Linked DNA regions of Homo sapiens: region 2 is linked to region 1. The links are chromatin contacts, found by Hi-C or POLR2A ChIA-PET in ENCODE. All regions are on one chromosome and are shown on one strand. Each heading gives the region's core, a stretch centred on a gene start or an enhancer-like site at or near the end of the contact. The rest is flanking DNA. Distances are from core to core; before and after follow the strand shown.

Region 1 (3,448 bases), core at 407-2,906:
AGAATTGATGCTTTTAATCCTGTTTAGACAGCAGTGTTTCCATAAGCTGCTTCCTCTTCCCAGTTCCCTCCCCCAGAAGACATTAGATCTTCTAGGGCTTTTGCCAGTGAAAAAGGCTGAGCTGAGCAGGTGTCTTGGGGAGTTGTGCATGACAGAAGCCCAGTTAAGAGGGAGAAGCAAAGATGGACATGTATTGGGGTTTGGACCTTACTTTTGCCAAACCTTAGCTATCAAAGAAGGGGGTCCAGGGATAGGGGAGACACTGGGGTCAGGAGGTCAGAAGGAAAATGGAAGACAAGAAGTAGGCCAGAATTATGACTCGGGTGCTGTGAGGAAGGGAGAGTAGTATACCCTGGATGCCCCTGAGGTTAGGCTAGGTTCCCATGGGTCATTGGCCTCCTCCAAGACTGGGTGCCCCTACCCTGTGTCTGTAACAGAAACACCATGGAAGGTACTGTTGCTGCCACCCCCTCATTCCAGCTCCTTTCTTTCTGAAAACCACTGGCCGTGAATTCACACAGGGAGCCTCTTTGTATTGCTCTTTGAGGTTATGTTTATGTGCCCATGCCCTTGAGTGATGGGCAAAACATGTCTTTGATTTTGTTTGAGAATGCTTTTTAATGTTTATTTCACAGCATTTTTTTCCTATGACAGTTTCATAAGTGTATTTGTAGAATAGAGCAATTGAATAATCTCTGAATTTAAAAGTCCCTAAGCACTCATTGACACCTTCTCATTTGGGGCATATTGAGCTTAAAAACAGCTTTTCATAAAGTCTCTAAATTCCAATTTATACTTTAGACATGAACGTCCCCATGGGTCGATTGGATGGAATGAATGTGCTTTGTATGGACACTTAGATACTTCTGTGGGAGGATTTTGTTGCTCTGTGTTTCTCTCATTTCCCCTTTACTGTTAAACTTAGATTAAAACAAACCTTTTGGACTAAAGGCACTTAACCTCAGTTAGAATCACCTTTGCTTGTGCACAAATTATATTGATGTGCTCATTGGTTCTACTGCTGGATTTTACTGGCTTAATAACAGGGAAATTCATATTGTAGGTTGCACTGTGTAGTTGGGAAATTACATAAAAATCATCATCAGGGCACTTAATGTCTTTCTAATTTTAGTTTATTTCTTCATTTGTTCCCGTGTTAGATCCCAGCCTGTTACTTTGCTTCCAGGGTTCACTGTGATCATTTTGTTCTGTTCACCAGAAACTACCATTAACCCCCACCTTCTCTTCTTGCTCTGTGGCACACAAATCCCTGAAGAGCCCCCCAAAAGTAAGTGAAAGGCTGGAAACTTCCTACTTTTATACCTAAAAATGTCCTAGAAGCTGGAAAATAAAAATCTGCTGCCCCTTTCTACTTGCCAAATATGAATATTTGCCTGCATCTGTTTAGGAGATTTAAAAAAAAAAAAAATTATGTTTGGGTACCAGCAGCCCGGTGATGTCAGTGCCACTGTGGGACTCAAAGCCCATTAACACTCAGACTGAAAAGGAAGTATTAAAATTCCTTCAGCTTTACTAATATATTTCTCCCCACTGCCTGTCTCCTGGAGAGGGGACACTCAGTACATTCTCACCTTAGAAAAATGAGAAATTTCCATTACACAATAGAACAGCACAGGGCAAAGAACAAAGGGCTTTGAAGTTAGCCTGAGCTGAGGTCAAATGCAGCCCTCGCCTCTAGCTATCTCAACTTGGGCACATGGCAAAATTTTGCTTCACGTGAAATGAACTAACCCATTGCGTGGAGATTATCACAGAAATGTTGCAGGATTGTTTTGTGGATTGGACTCATGGGGTAATGCATTTAGCACCGTGCTTGGCACATAGTAAGTGCCGAATGAGAGTGGTTGTCTGCTACTGCTTCTTTTGGTGACACAGTTTGGTTGCCGCTGTTGCTGCTGCCACAGCTGTGTTTTATTATAGCTACAGCCTTGATTATACTTCAGGAGAAAAGTTAAAAGTAGAGACTCTATTCATTTTGAATTGTTTAGAACACCACAGCTTAGAAGTGCAGCTCCAAATATTATGTCACAGCCTTAAAAATAAAGTTTGCAAGCATGGTTTCTAAAATAAATATCCACCTTTCTTGGCTACTTAAACCGGGAGCCAGGTGGCTCATTTGCCCAGAGATGCCGAGACATGTGTAATCAGAGAATGGGAGAGTATCCTGGTATCCTGGAACCCAACTCCATGGAGAAAACTGAACTGGGGTGTTAGAAAGGACGCCTGGCCCCCTTCCTTCCTCAGTCAGCTCAAGGTGAGGCCATCAGGGTCTTCCAGCAGTGCTGAGCCCAAGCTAAATCGCCACAGAGACAAAGTTGCCCTTCCCCTTCCCCGTCCTCCCAGCAGCTGCCTTTCTTTGCTCATCTGGCACCTTCCATCTCTCCTCTGCCTTATTTGGGACTCTGTGGCCTGCCTTCCTCCAGATCCGTCATGTCCCTTCTCCCAACCAACTCCTGTCCACCCTGTGGCCTCCTCAGCAAGACTGCTTTTGCTGTTAGCCACCTGAGAGGAAAGCTGGGGAGGATATCAGTGGTGCTGTGGTAGTTCATGGTCATGAGGGGCTTTACTAATGGCAACAGCCCCAAGACTTCAGGTTATCCCATGCAGCAGATAGGACAGGAATCATATTCTGATTCAGTTTCCTGAGATTGAGAGAGGGTAAGAGACCTGCCTGAGGTCACACAGCTGGTATACACCCATGGGTCTTAATTCTAATTCCCAGCATCCTTTCAACTACCCTTTGCTTCTCTAAACAATGAAGTTCTTGCACATATTTAAAGCTACACGGTTTTCAGTATCTTCACCTGTATTCGCTCCCACATCAAATATTCTATAATTACAGGCCGGGCACAGTGGCCCACACCTGTAATCCCAGCACTTTGGGAGGCTGAGGTGGGTAGATCACTTGAGGTCAGGAGTTTGAGACCAGCCTGGGCAACACAGTGAAACCCTGTCTCTACTAAAAATACAAAAAAATTAGCCGGGCATGGTGGTGAGCCTCTGTAATCCCAGCTACTCTGGAGGCTGAGGCACAAGAATTACATGAACCCAGGAGGCAGAGGCTGCATTGGGCCAAGATCGAGCCACTGCACTCCAGCCTGGGCAACACAGCAAGACCCTGTCTCAAAAAAAAAATCTATAATTATGTGGTTTGATTTAACGTGTATACTAGTTTAATGCAGTATTTCCCTAAGTGTAAACTGCACACTGTGATATGAAATATAATTTTAGGGAATATTGAACTTGGCATAAGACAGTATGAACTCATTTAATGATAAAGATTTTCCTTTCCAATATTTATTGTCTTTTTATTACCAATGAGAAAAATCTCAGTTTGATGCCAATACAGCCTTAATTAATATTTCTTGAATCTCTGCTAATCTGTCTTTTTAACAGATGGCAACAATCCCTAGGTAGGACTGAAATG
Region 2 (3,448 bases), core at 665-3,164, 64 kb after region 1:
AGACTTTGGCTCACCTGGAAGCAGAGGTAGAACCTTGAGCAGTACTTTTCAAAACTCAGCGTGCATCTGAAGCACCTGGTGAACTCGTTACAGTGCAGGTTCTGGTGCAGCAGGCATGGCCTAGGGGCATTTCTAACAAGCTGCCAGGCTGCTTATGCTGCTGGTCTGCAGACCAGACTCTGAAGAGCAAATGAGCCGGGCTTTGAGAAGCAACACCCAGGGTGGCACTCTGGGGTCCACCTCGCCCATTGGTGTCAGCCAGGAGAAACACTGGCATGTCTGCCAGGCCGAGGGAGAGTCTCGGCTTAACCTCAACCAGTCTTCACTGAGTTTGGGGAACACTGTCCCATCCCAGAGCAGGGACACAGGCCAGGACAAGACTGGACACTGTAAGGGAGCTTTCATTTTCACCTGGGAGAGAAAGTGGAATGTGACCCCATGTATCCAGAACAGAGGCCTGGAACCACACGAATGTACTTCAAGTCCTACTCAGCCACCATCAGCCCCATGACGGTGAACAAATTACCTAACGTCTCTCAGCCTCAGTTTTCCCATCTCTAAATGGGAATAATGTGAAATAGTTGGGAGGATGAAATGAGACAATTTATGAAAAGCTGCTGTGATGGAACCCAAAAATATCTACCCAGCAGTGGAGTGGCAGAAACATCATCCAGACACGTACCTTCTACTGGATACTAACTGACCCTCCAGAGACCTGGCCCCCATGCTGGGTGCATCTGACAATACAGAAAAGTAACATGATGAATAACCAATACCTGAAAGTATGCCATTTATTTCTTTTAGAAATACTTACTAATTGCCAACCATTCAGTGGCATTTCAGGCCCTGTATTGAGCTGTGTATCAAGGTGAGGGCGTCTTGACCTAAGAAATGAGGGAACTCAGGCTGGCACAGTGGGAAGGGGCGAAAAGAGAAGATGAGAGAAAACAGGTGCTGTGCAATGGTGGACTGTGTTGAGTTGAGAGCAAGTGGGAAGTGAGAATGGGAAAAGCCTGGCGGAGTCTTGAGTGCCACTTGAGGAGTCTGTAAATAATGAACAGTAATTGATGGTTGTGGTCAAAAATCTTTATTATTATCATTGTAATCATTATTACATCTCATATTTATTGAGCATTTACTATGTACTAGGGACCATGCTAAGTACTATAAGTATACTAATTCTTTTATTCCTTATGAGGACTCTGTGATTTGGGTTTCGTTGCCCTCATATTACAGATGCAAAAGCCAGGTACAGAAAGGCTCGATAACTTTCCCCTTGTCTCTTAGTCAACAAGTGGTCAGAGGTGAGACTTGAACCTAAACAGTCTGACTCCAGGGCAGCTCTTTTAACCAGTATACTATACACAGAATCCCTTGAGAGGGTTGCCAAAAAGGGAGAATGGAAGCTGGGGCCATTGGCGGCATCTAGCTAGGAGGAGAGAGCTGTGACCCAGGAATAAATCAATCTTGTAGCTCCAAGAAAGTCAGAGGAAAAGAGATGAGAGTGGGGAGGTCTTCCTGAAAGAGGAGACTTTTGATCCAGGTCATGAGGTGAGCGACTTTATATGGCAATACCTAGGGCCAGTAACTGCTACATCAGGGTCCCCCTCCGCCTCCTCCAGGTGGTATCTTAGCATAGCCAAGTCAATCCCCAGACCCTGACTCACCTAGTAATCAGGTGAAACAGCTCCCACTCTAACCTGGAGGAGGGCAGGACAAACACAACGTACAGCATTTGCCGCTCCTGGAACATGCGCCCTGGTGTGACCGGGATTCCTACAGGATGGCTCACATGTGAGGCATTGCCACTCCTGCGAGCGGTCCCTCACCACTGATGAGCAGAACGTGGAGAGATAAACCCCCCCAGCTTCCTTATTCGTTGGGCAGGATACTCTTAGGTATCCTCTAAACCACGTCCCAGAGTTTCCCAACTAGATCGAGCTCTGACTGCCCACAGTGATGATCTCCGCTGGCCGCCTTCCTTCCCTGCCCACTCTGTTCTTCCAGTGCTTCCTGGGATCTCCTCCCACATAAACTATCGTGCATTCCAATTCTAGTCTCAGCCTCGGCTTCTGGCCTAAGAGAGAGAGGCTTCCCTGCAGGCCTCCAGGGCCCTTTCCTATCCACCCCAATATGGGGGTGAGTCACCCCCAGTCCTCAACTGGGGCCCACCCTCCTAAACACATTGTGGAGACTTCTTGTACCTCCCAGTCAGGCAGAAAAACAGAAACACGATTTTATCTCTAGAGCGTGGCCCTTCACTACTGGGCATCCTTCCGGAGGCCTGCTGCCCACCGCGGGGTGGAGGGCGCTCTGAGCCAGTCTCGCAGCTGACCGTGCTCTTCATTTGTACTATCTCTCCCCAGATCTAGCTGTGTTTTTATTGTGAGCCACTTAAAATCCTTTCTGGAAGTCGGTGGTATAAATAAATAACAGCAGCCATAACACATTCTCTGCAAGCTCTTAGTTCGGAGTTGAGCATTTTTAAAAAGAGCTTTTTTTAGACAGGCAGTTGCTTCCACGGCAGGAAACTTCCTGTCATCTTCACCAGAGTGGCATCCCTGTCAGATGCCTTTGGAATTAGTGGGCAGAGAGGAATAAGAAAGGCAGCCAACTGCGCATCTACAGATCTTTGAAAGAGTAGTTCCTTTTTCTTCCCTAATTAGGGTGGATTTGGGACAAATGGTTGGGTCCCCGGAGACCGCAGGAATGGCTGGAAGAGGCAGAAACATATCCCCACCACCCCCACCTCAGGCCAGGGCAGGGCACTCACCCACAATCTTCAGAGCTAGTATCCCTGGGAAGGTTTCTACCCAATGACCCTCCGCCGCCATAAAAGGAGAGAGGGTGGATTCCCTGTGGAAAGGTGGAAAGCAGGAGAGAAGCTATTTATAGATGAGCTTTCCAAAATAGAATCAGGACTGAACCAGAGGTAACATCCTCGCTCTGAGGACGTGTTCTCCGCTTCCTTAGGGTGAACCCTAGTGAGTATCATTTGGGCTTTAGGGCCTCATAAATTCAAGCTCAACTCTTATCCCTGCTACTTAGGAGTCATGTGACTTTGGAAAGTTACATCATCATTTGCACCTCAGCTCCTTCATCTGTATAATGGGAGTTTTAAAAACATCCACCTCCTGCCTGGAGGGTTCCATGAGAAAAATATATGGAGCGCCTTGCACAGTTTCCGGCACAGAGGAGTCGTGCCGAATGTGCAGCTCTCCTCCTCTCCACCCCATCATAAATGTCTTGTCATTTTTTCGAGCCACATGCCCAGGTTCTGTAAACTAGCGTGGGTGTGACAGTGGGACAGATTTCCAGGTGGTGTAGCCCCCACCCCCAGCTCGTGCTGTCTGCTCCGGGCCGCCTCTGCTCCCGGCCTCCCACTGCTCTGCCGTGTGCGGGCCGCTCATCACCAGGTGGGGCCTGGCGGGAGGTAAGCTGTCCTCCG

What was found. Hi-C counts contacts between places; a loop is a spot of excess contacts on that map. ChIA-PET counts read pairs that join two places held with the same protein, here RNA polymerase II (POLR2A). Pooled maps may share reads with other maps.
Region 2: a loop to region 1 is called in a map of psoas muscle, with 2.4 times the contacts of the local background. The contact joins two enhancer-like sites. A Hi-C loop is called at or near these places in 6 of 168 maps with a recorded cell type or tissue (Right ventricle myocardium inferior, chondrocyte, endothelial cell of hepatic sinusoid and 2 more) and 3 of 50 pooled maps. POLR2A ChIA-PET finds 5 or more read pairs at or near these places in 2 of 52 experiments (AG04449 and WTC11).

The regions. Positions count from the first base shown.
Region 1 is chr3:25,507,480-25,510,927 of GRCh38, forward strand. All of the region lies in intron 3 of RARB (retinoic acid receptor beta), which reads left to right. Among named protein-coding and RNA genes, the nearest start is that of RARB, 81 kb to the left of the region's middle. Within about 2 kb of position 1,657, at least 5 of the 41 ENCODE cell types and tissues checked have a DNase peak (open chromatin) inside an H3K27ac peak, as active enhancers do.
Region 2 is chr3:25,571,202-25,574,649 of GRCh38, forward strand. All of the region lies in intron 4 of RARB (retinoic acid receptor beta), which reads left to right. Among named protein-coding and RNA genes, the nearest start is that of TOP2B, 92 kb to the right of the region's middle. RefSeq lists enhancers at 1,728-2,256, 2,257-2,784. Within about 2 kb of position 1,915, at least 5 of the 41 ENCODE cell types and tissues checked have a DNase peak (open chromatin) inside an H3K27ac peak, as active enhancers do.